2 separate regions of the Mus musculus genome follow, and region 2 is linked to region 1. A link is a loop called in an ENCODE intact Hi-C map of the cell type or tissue named here. Cell type or tissue: left cerebral cortex. All regions are shown on one strand.

Evidence for each region. A loop is a pair of places that touch in the nucleus more often than their neighbours do. Peaks named below come from ENCODE experiments on the same cell type or tissue, not always from the same donor. Only the 100,000 strongest peaks of a DNase experiment are listed, where the experiment ranks them.
Region 2: it touches region 1 in a loop (5-fold over the local background); 3 of 42 quality-filtered maps call a loop at or near these places.

Annotation. Positions count from the first base shown.
Region 1 is chr5:122,350,791-122,358,790 of GRCm38, forward strand. It overlaps Rad9b (RAD9 checkpoint clamp component B), which reads right to left and starts at 3,415. Exons shown (of 13, transcript NM_001382853.1): 1 at 3,349-3,415; 2 at 1,754-1,824; 3 at 771-920; 4 at 469-583. The coding sequence starts at 3,385. Vps29 (VPS29 retromer complex component) reads left to right here and starts at 3,538. Exons shown (of 4, transcript NM_019780.2): 1 at 3,538-3,686. The coding sequence starts at 3,684. In left cerebral cortex, no CTCF peak of the experiment used is centred here; DNase peaks (open chromatin) are centred at 3,533 and 5,752; H3K4me3 peaks cover 1,829 bases; H3K27ac peaks cover 1,228 bases.
Region 2 is chr5:122,281,489-122,289,488 of GRCm38, forward strand. It overlaps Pptc7 (PTC7 protein phosphatase homolog), which reads left to right and starts at 2,910. Exons shown (of 6, transcript NM_177242.4): 1 at 2,910-3,421. The coding sequence starts at 3,181. In left cerebral cortex, a CTCF peak has its summit at 3,008; DNase peaks (open chromatin) are centred at 2,787, 3,284 and 3,641; H3K4me3 peaks cover 2,552 bases; H3K27ac peaks cover 1,166 bases.

The DNA of each region.
Region 1 (8,000 bases):
CTCAGATGTCATTTCCGAGTCTGTCTTCCATCTGGACCCCCTTCTTCATTAAGAGGCACCTCTCACTGCTCTGAAGCTCATCAGGTAGTCTAGGCTATGGGGACAGTGAGTCCCAGGGACCTGCCTTCTTCTCTGCCTCTGCAGCACTGGATCTACCAGCATTTGTCACCATACCTACATTTCTTTTAAAAACATGGTCCTGATCATGATGTCAGATCATTTGCTTGCAAGGCTGACTGATCCACCTCCCTGGTTGGACGTTTTAAAAAGCTGTTTTGTTTTGCATGCAGACGAGCTTGTGCCTTTTAGTCCTGAGGAGATAACCTCGGCCACTTTGCTTACACTACACCTGCAAAGACAGGTGTCACACCTGCCACACTGCATTCCTGCACAGAACCCACTCCGAAGTCGTCTGCAGACTGTACGCACAAAGACACTAAGAAACACACCACTTTCTGCTGCACCTACCATGCTTGCCGAAGAACTGAATGACGACTCTGCATTTATCCGCTCTGGCGACTACTGTGCACTTCTCCACACTTCTTTCAAGGTAATTCAGACATCTAAAGATTGGCAGAACTGACTGCAATACAAACACATCGTAAACATTAAACACATACTTACTATGGCTACCCCATTAACTTTAAAAAGCCCAACAGATGAACGTCTGTATATTCATAAATGGCATAGAAATGATTAAGTATAGTACAGCTGTTAAGCCCTACAAAAGGAGTATTCCTCCCATATAAGAGAAAATCAACTGTTTTTACCTTTATTGCCAATTTGCAATTTAAATTCAGTGGTAAGTCAGTATCACTCATCGTGGCAAAGGGTGACCACTGATAATGTTGAAAAAACATAGATGAAAACAGGACGTAGCCATACGTGGAATGACAAGAATTCACAGATCTCAGAGCAAGCTGGAAAGGAATAAGTGAGCTATTTCAGAGAAGACCGACTTCTATCCTGAGTCAATCCTGCTGTGACCATAATGCCACAAATACATTCAAATAAAACCGTGCGCACTGAACTTGCACATGGTACCTACAGATGTGTATATATCTATATTGAACATACACATACAAAATCTATACTCTCAAGCTCTGATACCGTAAAACTGTCAGTGTCCACAGTGACCACAACGTTAATGCATGAAGTGTGGGAAGTGACAGAAAAGCCCTAAGTGACTGACCTCATACCTTGCCTGGGGGGAGAAGCTATAACTTAACGCAGCAGCCATTCTGGGAATGCATGCTTATAAACTGTCAGGTTTTGGAATTTTTATGTGCTCTCGATTTTACCCACCACACTTCACTTGGACTTAGCACTTTTAAAACATCTTCTCTTGCTTTAATATATGAACCAGTCACTTAACATTCTTTTAAATTTAATTTATCTTGGCATGTAAAATAGGTTTCCCGTAGTTCAAACTGGTCTCACACTTGATATATAGCTGGCTGAGCTCTGCCTCCCTGGCACTGGGAATATAGGCCTGTGCCATCACACCTGGTTTGTTTTGTGTTGTTGTCGTTGTTTTTCGTTTGTCTGTTTGTGTTTCTTGACCCGTAGGGGAGGGTTTGAGACAGAGTTTCTCTGTGTGGCTTTGGCGTCCTGGAACTTACTCTGTGGACCAGGTTGGCCTTAAACTCAAAGAAACCCCACTGCCTCTTCCTCCCAAGTGCTGGGATTTGAGGCACACCTGGCTTTTTTTTTTTTTGGTTTGGTTTTCGACACAGCAGGCCTTTTAACTTACACCTTTCTCGGATGGGTCTAGCCACAGCTCATCGCTCACTCGTGATAGCGTTTGTACTGCTTTCCCAAATACTATGGAGGAAAAGAAAGGTGCGTTCACATTCTTCCCAAGCAGTGAAGACAAACCACAAGACTACTCTTGTATGCACAGGACTCAAGTGAAAACCAGAAAGGACGGTGGGATCCACTGAACAACTTAGTCATGCCTGTCAAATGCAAGTGATTCTTCTGTTGCGTGTTAGCGCCCTGTGGGTCAGACTGCCTGAGATGGAAATAGGGGATTTTAGTTTTACAGAGACAAGACTACTCCTCAATCAAAACACTAGTTATCCAAAATTGTTGGCAAACTTCATCCTTCCGAAACTTCAAGGCCTTTTCCGACTAACCCATTTCATCCTGGCTCTACTAATTGCTCTACGCTTGATCTTGGGCTAAAGGCTGGAAACTAAGTGGTTAGCACTTGCATCCATTCATGGGCTATCCATACGACAACAGCATTGAGCATCTTGGCTTCCAACATGCTAGGCTAGGTTAACATGTTGTTAGACTATAACGATCTCAACTTTGATGCTGTGTCAAGCCTTAGCAAAGTGCATCACTATGAGAGGAGGCACCATGACAGGAATTCACCACACGGTGTCCTAATTGTATGTGATGCCACAGAGCTGGAAACAGTGGTTTGAAATCCTTTTTTCCTGAATATGTCCGAACAATTTCCCGTTAAGTGATTACACTGAACTTTTTGGTCAAGATACACCTGGGAGTTAAACTACTCAGCCGATCCACACAGCGTTTTATAGACTAATTTACATTAGGAAATGCCGTATACCCTTACCTACATACACAGTAAGACTTCAATAAATATGCATCGACATAAAATTCAACATTATTTCTCCTGCAAGCCAATTTCCGTGCTAATGCTCTCATTCATTTTGAGTTCTCCCAACCTCTGAAGGGGGATGGTACACTGGCCCTTCTTTGGTCTGTCTACACACAAACCCGGTCCCCAGCCCAAGCATCCCACCCCCCTTATAAGGCTATGTATTATACAGTTCTCCACACAGTCTTTCTAATTTCTGATCTCACTACATGGACTTTTTATTTAGCCCATGCTTCTAACAACCTCTATCAACGAAGGGGCTAATATTAGTCTCATTTTTCGACTGAGGGACAGAGAGGATTGTTCGAGATTATATATTAAAACAAAAACAAAACCCAACAACAATAAAAAAAATGTCTCCGGCAGAATGTCGAATAAAGCAGCAGGTTGGTTTTCCCACAGCTCAAAAATACTTTTGCTGGTCAAGTATTATTTCCCCCCTTGAATTCTCTCCACATCAGCCCTCCTCAATCCGAGTTTAAGGCCCAATGGCACAATTCTTTTCTCGGTCACCGAATTAAACCCTGGACATAAATCAAATGGAACGGGGCTGGCATGCTCTTCGAAGCCCAGCATGGCCCTCGCGAGGCGCGCTATGGCAGCTTCAGTCGTGGCGAAGAATGGCGGAGGAGGCCGAAGAAGACGATGGATAAACCCTGCACGAGGCGTTAGACTTTTCCCTCTTCTAAGTAGCAAAGCAAGAATGGCCGCTCCACCTTTCACCTGGCCGCCCGTCATCCCGCACTTCAGCATGGCTACGGGCAGAGCAGGCATGGAGGGCGCAAGCGCGCCAGCCGCGGGTGCCCGGATGTTGCCCCCGCACTTTCCGCGAGCTCAGCCTTTCCTTTGCCCCGCCCACGAGCGATTTCTTGCAGCGCCGGGTTTTTTTTTTTTTTCCCTTGACGGGAAATGACCCTTACGGGCCCCCGTAAGACAGGCTCTTGCCAACTTCGCGTCTCATTGGTGGCGGAAGAAGTGGGCGGGTCGACCGAGGAGCCTGAGGAAGAGGGCGGCGGCGTTCGTGGTGATTGAACGGAGCCCTGGTGACAGGATGGTGAGCCCCACGGCGGCTGCTACCCGGGTGGGGCCGGGATGCTGCGGCGTCCGGTTGAGGGAGTGGGGTGGGGGCGCGAGGAGGATCCGGGTGGCCGCGGAGTTGGAACGGGAGGACCGCGGCTGGTTGAGGGTGCGGCTCGGCCTGATGTCGCCCCCTCGCCCCAGCGGCCAGAGGGCGTGCGAGGCGGACCCGGCGGCCGGACCCGGTCACGAGATCGGCTCCGGCAGTCGGTGTGACCGCACGTCTCTTCCCTCCTGGTCCTTCCCGGCTTGCTGGGGGTAGCCGGCCTCGGGGCAGAGCGCGAAGTAGCCGTCGCACTGGCCGCCACTCCGGACGGGGACCCGGAAAGGGGACTGCTCGTCTCCTGTGGCCGCTGCGGCCCCATTGAGCGATGTCGTGGGGATCGTTTGGAGCCTGCGGAGATGCGCGGGGTTGTTCGGAGAGCCTTAGCTTACCCAGTCTGCATCAGACCTTTAGGCCCGTCCCCCCCAATAGATTGCTGTCCCTACGACTTTTCTGTGCAGACACGTCCTTGTAATCCGATTTTCGAAGGCACTCTTTGCTCTCTAAAGTTGGGGGGGGGGACTGCTGTTTGTCCTGATGAAGGTTAAAGTGAAGGCACCTCACTGGCTGCTGGGCACGCGTTGCGTTTTTCACAGATTATCCTTGTGCAGACAACCTTTTAAAAAGGTGGCCTAGCAAACACAGAAGTGGATGCTCACAGTCAGCTAATGGATGGATCACAGGGCTCCCAATGGAGGAGCTAGAGAAAGTATCCAAGGAGCTAAAGGGATCTGCAACCCTATAGGTGGAACAACATTATGAACTAACCAGTACCCCGGAGCTCTTGACTCTAGCTGCATATGTATCAAAAGATGGCCTAGTCGGCCATCACTGGAAAGAGAGGCCCATTGGACATGCAAACTTTATATGCCCCAGTACAGGGGAACGCTAGGGCCAAAAAGGGGGAGTGGGTGGGTATGGGAGTGGGGGTGGGTGGCTACGGGGGCCTTTTGGTATAGCATTGGAAATGTAAATGAGATAAATACCTAATAAAAAATGGAAAAGAAAAAAAAAAAGGTGGCTTTATAAGCCGTTCCAAAGGTATATGCTTAAATTCACTGGATTTTGGCATCTAAAAGAGAATTATTTTGCTTTAGACTCCAGTTTAAAGTAGACTAGTTCTTTGATGGCAATTTGGAGACACTTGCAAGGAAGAAGAATTTGCTGGAATGATTGCATATTCATGTCTCTGAAGTCGTTTTGAGGGGTGAACGCTTATGTTTAAGGGCAGTTGCTATGCTGGGCATCACGTTTCTTTTAAATTTTTATTTTGAATTTTTGTGTATGTGTCTCTACATGAGTTTATGTGCACCAAACAAGTTCAGGAGCTACTGGAGACCAGAGGGCTTCGGATCCCCCGGAACTGGAGTTACAGGGAGTTGTGAGGTGCCACGCGGGTACTGGGAACCAAATCCGGGTCCTTCAAAGATCAGCAAGTGCTTTTTAATTGCTGAGCCATCTCTTCCATCCTAAGTCAGGTTATAACGATGTAGCCCTACTGGCCTGGAAATCAGAGATCTGCCTGCCTCTGTCTCCTGAGAGTGGGCACTAAAGGAGTGTGCCACCACACAGAGCTTGATCTTGACATTTTTGTCACATGATAAAGTACTCCAGCTAGTAATATCCTCTATAGCACATAACTTACCCTGGAGTGTGATTTTTCAATACTAGAACCTCAAACATAAAATAAATAAATATATATATGTGTGTATGTATGTGTATATATATACATACACACACACATATATACATATCTATATACACACACATATATATACATACACATATACACATATACCTCCAGTATATCTAGAGATAACAAGACCCCAGTAATGAGAAAATACTAACTTTAACCTTTTCCTGATGAATTCTTCAAATTATAAATATCAAATCTTTATAATCTACTCAAATTATAAAGAGTAGACAGATTGAGAAGTAAAGAAACAGGAGTTGGTGTACAAAGCAAGAAAATGTAGAACGACATTGACAGTTTGCTGTGTGTGGGTGTTTGTCCTGTGTTTAAAAAGAGAATCAGTAGTTCTTTTGGAATTATTTTCGGCACAGCTGATTTTTAACATTTCCTTTCATAACATTCAGAAATCATTAACAATTTTTGCATATTTGGTATGGGTTTTTGGTTTATTTGTTTCTTTTCTTTTAACTTTTGTTGCTTTCTTTTAACATTGGTCATGTTTCACCCCCTTTTTTTTTCCATTCCCCTGTCTGCAATCAACTTCTTCATTCCACTAAGGCTGGGCACAGAGTAAGTTTTTCTCCGCTCCTACTAACAATGGTGGTTGGGTGGCTGATAACTGACTGGATTTCTTACTCTTTCCAGCTCTGTCAAATAGGGAGTAATCAAATCCCCATGCTTGTTTGGGTTTTTGCTTTTACATGATTTTTGACAAGACTTTGGCTTCCAGATCCTTTGCTGCCTCTACTGTCTGTCTAACCTGATTTGTCATTGTGGAATTTAGGCAAGGACACTCTTGACATGTTATTTCTTTCCCATAACTTTGTCACCAGCAGCAAAGCAGAGGACTCCATCTCACTGTGGAGCCATGATGCTGCCTGCAGGGCCATTCATCCAGTCACAGTTTTGACACACTAATTGTCAGGGGTGCTGTGGCACCTTACAGAGTTGACATCTTCAATAAGGATAACAGTGTTGTCTCTCACCTCTGTTCTTTCTGGTACATTCTCAGTGAACAATTCATTTTTAGTCTCAGATTTGAATCTATTTTAGACATACCCCTCTTAGGAGTTCAGAGTTCTTTTAATATAGATTTTCTTTCTTTCACTTTTCCTCAAATGTCAGCATCCCACAGTCCAAATCTGAAGGGATCCCCCCCCCTAAAATGAAGATGGTGTGTCAAGACATGTCTATTGAGGGTGGATACTCTGTAGTGGTTTTAGCTGTCAAAGGTGTGCTCATTTTGTGACCACCCACACACCTATTAATTCAGCTACTCTGTGTCCTGATAACTGTTGCTTTTGGTTTTGTTGTGAGATGAATCAAGTTTGTTTTTGTAATCATCTCATTTCACACATTTTTGTTTTGTTTGTTTTGGTTTTTGGATTTTCAAGACAGGGTTACTCTGTGTAGCCCTGGCTGTCCTGGAACTCACTCTGTAGACCAGGCTGGCCTTGAACTCAGAAATCTGCCTGCCTCTGCCACTTGAGTGCTGAGATTAAAAGTGTACTTACAGCACTACTGCCCAGCCACATTTTAGTTTTCAATCCAGTCTAAATTTTAATTAATGAAAATTTTTACTTAGTTATTTTATGTTGGATGTGTTTGCTTTTGTGCCTGTCTGTACTACATGTGTGCCTGGTACCCTCCAAGGCCAGCTGAGAAGGTGTCAGATCCTCTGGAACTAGAGTTACAGACAGTTGTGAGCCACCACGTGCGGGAATCTGGATCCTCTGGAAGAACAATCAGCTCTTGTAACCACTGCCACTAAAATTAACGTTTTAAATTAATTTTAACATTATAGTGGCAAAACTGTTTGCTTTATCATATTAAACATGTAGCGCTTCCTTTGATATGGTTCAGGGGTAGCCATGCTTTGACCAGCAGTAAAGAATATGTGTACTGATGCATGGCAAGGCTGTGAGGAGCTCCTGGAAGGTGCTCGTCCTCCTCAGCAGGGCAGTCATCTGTCGCTCTCAGGGGATGTGTGTTCTCCTTAAAGGAACTTTTAAACTATTCTCTGTCTACTTTGTTCAATCTTGAAATTTTTTAATTTAAAGTTAAAGTTTCATAGGACTCCCCCCACACCCCCACATACACACATTGGGCAGGATTTCACTGTGTACTTGCTTTGTAGCCTGGGCTGGTCCTGAACTCACAGAGATCTGCCTGGCTTTTCCTCCTTAGGGCTGGGATCAAAGGTGTACACCACCATGCTTGTCTTAGGATTTGATTTTTAGTTCTTTGATATTTCAGAGCAGATAATACTTTTGTCATCTGAGACTGTGGCAGGTCTACTGCCAAACTACCTACTGCCAAACTCACCACTCCGTTTGTTTTACTTCTCTGATGAACATAAACGATTGTGAAAGTGTTGTTTGACGTTAACAGACTATACTGAGGGGACAGAAGGGGCTGTTAATCCAGGTTATACAGATATGACAGTGGTGGTTCTTAGTGAAAGAAAGCAAAGATCATAAAACTTAAAAATCAGATGTAAATATGAATCTACTGAGTCTCTAAGCACAGGTGTTGGTGCCCTGTAACAAACACAC
Region 2 (8,000 bases), 69 kb before region 1:
CAAGAGTAATTAGGCGACATAGTAATGGGTGTTTAGTTGGCAGGACTTTAGGTATATTAAAAAAAAAAACCAACAACACTGCATCTTAAAAAAGGACCATTAAATGACTGCAGTGACTGGAATGCTGTTCAGAGTGGATCTAGAAAAAGGCAAACATTCCTGGATGAGTTTTTTTTTTTATGTTACAATTTTAAATTATGGCGTGAGAGAGAACTCCATAGGTTCAGGCATTTACTGTGCAGCCCTGGAAACACGAGTTTGATTCCTAGAACCCGTGGAAGGTGGAAGGGAAGAGCTGGTCTCCTGATCGCTGTCCTTTGACCTCAGTCTTGCATACATATGGTATGTGTCCCCCAACCTCCACACCCTGGATATGCAAGTGCCTATGTACACACACACACACACACACACACACACACACACACACACACACAGGCACACACATACACTTATACACAATATTAAGTTAAACTACAAATTATTTCACATTGGATTACTAAAGGCCAATTCTATTGTTTGTGAATTCCACCTTTCCAAACATTTCCTTCCATTCTGATAGTATGTATGGTCTAGCCCACTGTTCTTTCTTTTACCAAACAGATCAGACATTTACAAACTTCTCTCCCATGTGCCAGATATTAGATTAAACCCTGATGATATGATGCCTATTTGCCTCCACCCCTGAGTAACCCGGTCTGTAGTGAAATCCCATGGTCTGGGAGCACAACAGAGAACACAGATATCTAAGATCCCCTTAGATATGGAATTACATCCTCACTGGTAGAAGAAAGAATAAAGGAAAGGTTTTGGGGCAGCTGTGTGCTTGGCAGGAGGCCAGTCAGCAAGGAAACACCAAATAGCTAGAAAAGGTATTTTGGACCTAGATCATTTATACACCACCCACACTGGCTAGGAATGAAACCTCAATGTGTATATGTTTATGACACATACCAACACTGTAAATGAGATAAACTGGGCATGCTAGTGTGTGCTTATAAGGCTGGGCAATTGACCTGTAGAGGAAGGAGAAACAGGACTGAGTTCAAGTCAGCCTTAGGCAAACAGAAAGTTCAAGGTCAGCCTAAGTTATAGGAGATCCTGTCTTTACAACAAAATACTAGAGACTGGAGGGATAGCTCAGCAGTCAAGAGCACTGACTGCTCTTCTAGAGGACCTGGGTTGGATTCCCATCACCTATATGGCTGCTCACAACTGTCTGTAACTCCAGTTTTAAGAGATCGAATGCTCTCTTCTGAGGCCCCAGGGGCACTGCACACACATGACATAGGACACACATGTAGAAAAAACACATAAAATAAGAATAACTCACTCTGTAGACCAGACTGGCCTCGAACTCAGAAATCCACCTGCCTCTGCTTCCCAAGTGCTGGGATTAAAGGCGTGCGCCACCACTGCTCAGCTTAAAAAGTTCTCTTAAGAACAGTAATGACGGGCTGGAGAGATGGCTCAGTGGTTAAGAGCACCGACTGCTCTTCCGAAGATCCTGAGTTCAAATCCCAGCAACCACATGGTAGCTCACAACCATCCATAATGAGATCTGACGCCCTCTTCTGGTGTGTCTGAAGACAGTTACAGTGTACTTAGATATAATAATAAATAAATCTTAAAAAAAAAAAAAAAGAACAGTAATGACGATGATGATGATAAAGAGTCTTTGCTGTTACTCAACTGAAATAATTTCTTAGGGAAATAACTTACAATTGTTAATATTTGGGGAAGGCTGTTTGATCTTTGTTCAAATAGGCCAAGAGTTTTAGAAAAAATAAAATAGAAAGTGCCCCCTCTCTTCTTTATCTCCCTCTCTCTTCTTTCTTTCTTTCTCTCTCTTTCTCTCTCTCTTTCTTTCTTTCTTTCTTTCTTTCTTTCTTTCTTTCTTTCTTTCTTTCTTTCTTTCTTTCTTTTTTGAGACAGGGTGTCTATGTAACCTTAACTGACCTGTAACTCACTATGTAGATCAGGCTGGCCTCATGTTCACAGATCTGCCTACCTCTGCCTCCTAACTGCCAGGGATTAGAGCTATAGGCCATCATGCCTGACCCCTTCTTTCTGCCAAGGGATGACCCTCTTGAAAAGAGAAGGCAGCTGTGGCTGGAGAAAGAGGCCTCATCTTGGCAGTTCTCTCAGCCCTCCACAGTTTCTGAAGGCCTCCAAATCAGAGGCAGGAAAAAGACCTGCTTGGCCAGGTTGACTGTCAAACTTAGGATCTAGGGTACTAGATCTGGGGCTTTCAAGACACAGGAATAATGGAAATGTTAGGATTGCCGTTTCTCACCCAGTATACTAGATGGTGTAGAATCCCAATCTTGGTTTCTTACAGTTATGTAAAGGAATATATATAGAGAGAGGGTGTGTGTATGTGGTGTGTATGGAAGAAACTGTTAAACAAGATATAGTGGCACATAATTTGTAATCCTTGAACTTGAGAAGCTGTAGGCAAGATCAGAAGGAATCCAAGGCCAACCTTGGTGACAGAGCGAGTCTGAGGTCAGCCTGTGCTTGATGAAACTCTATCTCAAAAAAATCAGAAGAGGGAAAAAAAAAGGTGGTGAGAGAGAAAAAAAATCAAAACAGGACACCCATTCTAATTCCCCCCCAAAAAAAACCCCCAACAACCCAGTCTACCGGTCATTCTCAATAATTTACAGTCCTCTGGTAAATCTAACTCCTGGATCACAGGTAGCCAAGACCAAAGCGACTATAACTCTTAACTACGACTTCCAGGAGACACTGCGCCCACACCCTTTGCGCACGCTCGATTCCGGTGACTACATAGGGCTGCGAGTCCGAGGGGGCGGGGCTTGGACCTGAGCCGCGGAGAGGGGGCGGGGCCGGGGCGGGGTCGGAGAGGGGGCGGCGCTGCCGGCGCGGCCCGGAACACGCTAGTGGAGCGGAAGATGGCGGCGGCGGCGGCGGCTGCAGCCGGGACCCCAGTGTGGTTGAGGCGGAGGAGCCGCCGGCTCTGACCTCGCTCTGGCTCCAGTGCGTGCGGTAGAGCGTGTGCGAGGCCCCGTGCGGCGGGCAGGGGCGGCAGTGGCCAGTGCGCGCCGCCCTGAGGAACGCCCCGGCGGCGCGGCTGCGGCGGAGGAGAGAGCCGGCTCCGGGCCTCGGCGTCCTCCGGCGCCCCGGGCCCCGCGCCTCCTCGGGGGGGCGGCGGCGGCGATGTTCTCGGTCTTGTCGTATGGACGCCTGGTGGCCCGTGCCGTGCTCGGCGGCCTGTCGCAGACCGACCCCAGGGCGGGCGGCGGCGGCGGCGGCGGTGGTGGCAGCAGCGGCGACTACGGGTTGGTGACGGCGGGCTGCGGCTTCGGCAAGGACTTCCGTAAGGGCCTGCTCAAGAAGGGCGCGTGCTACGGGGACGACGCGTGTTTCGTGGCCCGCCACCGCTCGGCCGACGTCCTGGGTGAGTCCCCCGGCCCCAAGTCGGCCTCCTGGGGACTCCGGAGTGCGAGTCTTCCCTGCTTCCTCCGCTGAGCGCAGCGCAGCGCCTTGCCGAGCGCCCCGAGATGCGTTTTCTGCCTCACGATCCCTCCCTCCCCATCCCCACACTTTAGAAATGGGGAAACTGAGGGACAGAGCGGTGGAGCCACGTGCCCAAGGTCACCGCCTTGGGAATGTGTCCAGTCCGTCCCGGTGCAGAACCGCGCACTCTTCTTAGTCACAGCCCCCACGCGACCTCGTCCTCCTCGTTCGGCGACACCTGCAGGCTGCTAACCTCGCTTTGCCTCACTCCCTCCTCCCTCTTGGCGCCCCGGGAATCCCTGCTTCTTGGCGAGCTCCTGACGCCACGGCCCGGTCCCAGCTGCGGGATCCGGGAGCAGACCCGAAGACAGACGGCGGGGAGCCCACAGCCCCCCGTCGTGGGTTCTTCCCGCTGCCTGGACCGTCCTCGGATTGCCATCCTTTTCGGGAAGGGCCGTGGGGTTGTGGGTGGACTGCTGGCCTGGTTAGAAATTCTAGCAGTGCTTTCTCCCTAACCCAGCTTGTCTACTTGAGGTCACTTGGGGGTGGCAGAAAGGTCTCCTTGACCCAAAATAGAATGGCTGGACCTGCTTGTAGGCTGCAGCCAAAAAGGCTGTGAGACTCGGTCACAGCTTTTTAGGCCACAGGTGCTTCCTAAGATCTATCCCAGTTACTAGAGGAGAGAGAGAGAGAGAGAGGAGAGAGAGAGAAAGAGAGAGAGAGAGAGAGAGAGAGAGAGAGAGCTGTCCAAAGGCCTAAACAAATGCACAAGCTGTCAGAAACTTTACCTAGGGTATGCCCTTGGAGAGTTCCCTGTATGCCACTAAAGGTCTTTCAGTTCGGGAAGCTCTTCTTTTGATATTGAAGGACAGACTGTCATTGGCGCCTAGGTTCAAATGTCACGTTGGTTTCACTTCTCCAGTGACATTGAGTTTATGGTTACTTAAAAGCTTCATAGGCTTAGACAAAATATGGCATCGGAGCAAATAATAGTTTTTGTGACAGTAATTGTTTGCCGTTTTTTTTTTCTCCTTCTTTCTTTTTCGTGTGAACAGTGTCTTTGTAGCTCGTTTGCTGTTTAGTGCAGGCTGACCTTCAGCTCTTGCTGAAGATACAGGTGTGTGCCCAGCTCCCAGCTCTTGACATTTTCAAATCAGATAACCTTGTGAGTTTTGGTTTTGTCACATGGAGTGTTTGTAAGCATGATACCGGGGTTGGTTCTCATTTTAATTGATGAATAACCTCTTCATCTGTGTTGAGAAAAATCTTGTAGTATTTAGACCGCACTATTGGTACCAACCTTTCAGAGAGCCTCCCTAGGTTTGGAAGTATACAGATTCGCCGTGAAGTCTATTGAGAGGCTGCCGTTTGCGGCTTCTGCAAGTCACCTAGGCAGCCAGCAGCCCTTCGCTTGGGGAACTTAGGGTCTGTGCTGCCTTTGAAGTCACAGTGAGCCGTGGGTAGTATAGGCTGCTAACTTGCCACCCATGCATGAGGCCCTTGTTCAAGACCCAACACCACCAAAAAGATGTCAGGAGCTGCAGTCATACGGACAGGTTAAGCGATGATGAGCCAGGAAAGGTCGTTTTATAAAGCTGACTACAAGCTAGTTTTTTGGGCTTGATTTTATTTTTGTGAGAAATCTGTGGTTTGATTGATTGGCAGTAATAGTACTTTCTAGACCTGGGTCTGAGCATATCACATTGACAAATACCTGGAGTGAACCACTCTTAGGGTTTGTTTGTTTGTTTTTCGAGACAGGGTTTCTCTGTGTAGCCCTGGCTGTCCTGGAACTCACTTTGTAGATCAGGCTGGCCTCGAACTCAGAAATTCACCTGCCTCTGCCTCCCAAGTGCTGGGATTAAAGGCATGTGCCACCACTGCCCAGCTTACAAATTATTCTTTATCATAGCTATATATGTATTTGAAAAAGTACTTAGAGGGTTCAGTACTCTCTGAGGCTCAGGCATCCACTAGGGGCCTTGAATGTATCCCTCAAGAAGAAAGGGGACTACTGTATCTGAATGTATTAAGTCTCTGCTGAATTTGAACACGCTGCTATCTTGGCATTGTGGCATATTTACAAGGGTACGGGAGATACTGGTCAGACCCTTTCTAAAAAAGCACAGATTTCATCTCCTGCTCTGGCATTCTGGCAGAAACCATGCCTACTTTGAGGTTAAGCTTTGCAACTAAGTAGCTCTGTAATTTGTGGTCTTGGGTGGACTTTCTGAGTCTGCGGTCCTTATCTGGAAAAGATGAAAGGAGTAGGCTGTCAGACTTAATGTGGAGGCTCTGGCTAGACAGTCAGGTTCAGGTTTTCCTGTAGTCCCTCAAACAGCATGGCTATGAATCGCCTGCCACAGGCACCTTGGTAGAGCTCTTCGTTTTTGTATCTAGCATTGGGCACTCAGTTGTTAAGTTACCTTGGCTCACTGGCTGAAGGATCCTTGGCTGTGCAAGGGACCTCTTTGGAGAAGAGAGCACAGAGGCAGGCTGGAGACAGTCCACCATGTGCCACTGAAGGCAGGTGCTTGAGTGTCTGATGGAGATACACACACACACACACACACACACACACACACTGCTGCTTATGTGTCCAAGAAGAAGCTAGTCAGATTTGACAAAGATCTTGCAGACACACACCTGCAAATGGGGGAGTGGGCATGAGAACAGTGAGGAACAGGTTCTCCAGGACTGTCCTGTTGTGGAGGTGCCCTTCTGGAAAGCCATCCTGGGAGTCACCTGAAACAACTTTCTAAGTTGGCCTCATTTGGTCTTTGGCAGCCATGAGGCAGTTCACCAGGTGGTGCCTCTGACTCTATTGACACCATCCTATCACAGGCTGAACTGATACGAGTTGTAAGCTGAATCACATTACGGTAAAGCTGTGTGAGTTCAAGGCTAGCTTGGTCTACATAAAGAGGCCTTGTCTTGTCTCTGAGTTGAGACTCTCTCTTGCTAAGTATCTCTGCAGTTTGGTCACTCACTGTGGGCTTCTCCTCAGCTGTTAGGAATGAAAGCTAGAGTAGGAGAAATAAATTATTATTTTAATTTTTTTAAAAATTGAAATTGACAGGTCATAGTGGCACATGTCTTTAATTCCATCACTTGGGAGGCAGAGGCAGGCAGATCTCTGAGTTGAAGGCCAGCCTGGTCTACCAGGACAGCCAGAGCTACACAGAGAAACTGTCCATAGATGTATGTATGTATGTGTGTATGTATGATAACATTGGGACTGAATTGTCCTGTTAGTCATGATAAAGAACACTTGATGACTCACACTGTTATTGTCCCCACTGGATTTCTTTTAGGAAAAATTGGCTGTGGAGGGTGTGGTGAGTCCCAGCACCACTCCCATCCCGTGTGGAAAATTGGCAGGGGCTCCTTCTCTCCATTGGGCCAGCAGGAGTAAGCCCATGCGGCACGAGCTGTTTTCCTTCCCTTTACTTAGCCCTGAGCTTTGTCACTTTGCATGCTGTGCCTTCCTAGGTACACAGAGCCATGAGAGCCACCTGATGTCCCCATCACAACAGCAGCATCAAAAGGTTGCTGAGAACTGCAGACTTCACAACCTTGAGGCCCATTTCCTCCATGTTTTGGTGATGAGTAGAGAGACCTTCAGATGCTTGGGTAACTTCAAAGCACTGCTAGTTATTGGCAGACAGGGCTTTCTCTGTCATACTTGAAGGGATGAAGGGAGGGAAAGAGTCAGAGTGAGAGTGAGAGAGCATATGAATGTGTTTATAATCGCTTTATTCTCTCTGACTCATAACTGGAAAGCAACAAAAACTCCCCTGCATGCTAAACACAGCTTACAGAAAACCATTTATTTGAAAATGGAAGGCATGGTTTGTGCAGTATAAATTCTGGCCTCTAAAGACTGAGCAGTGAAGCTGCTCTTAAAAAGCCAAGGGTTGTTTGTTTAAGCTTGGCTTAACTTGGAACCTAAACATGAAAATAAAACAGTTTTCTACGCCAGCCTTTGGTTTTGAGTTTTTACTGGGCCAGGATTCTGAAGTGTTTTTGTGAGTCTTGCCAATCTTAAAAAATATTCTTTGGTGGGGTGGCGGTGGCGGTGGTGGTGGTGGTGGTGGTGGTGGTGGTGGTGGTGGTGGTGGTGGTGGTAGTGTTTTGTGTGTGGGGGTGTTTTGCCTGCTTGCACGTACCACATGCATGGCTGATGCCCTTGGTGGATGTGGGTGGACATTGGGTTCCCTGGAACTGTAATTCTGAATGGTTGTGAGCTGCTATGGGGATGCTGCGAGTCAAACCCAGGTCTTCTGTAAGGGCAGCTGGTCCTCTTGGCTGCTGAATCATTATCTTTCTAGCCCTGGTTTTGTTTTTGAGATAGAGTCTCACTATATGCAGCTACAGCTGACCTAGAACTCATTGTGTAGGCCAGACTGGTCTCAAATTCACAAGAGATCTGCCTGCCTCTGCCTCCTGAGTGGTTGGATTAAAGTTGTGAGCCACCATGCCTGGCTTTTGAACCTTAACGTTAATGAAGTTCAGGTCAT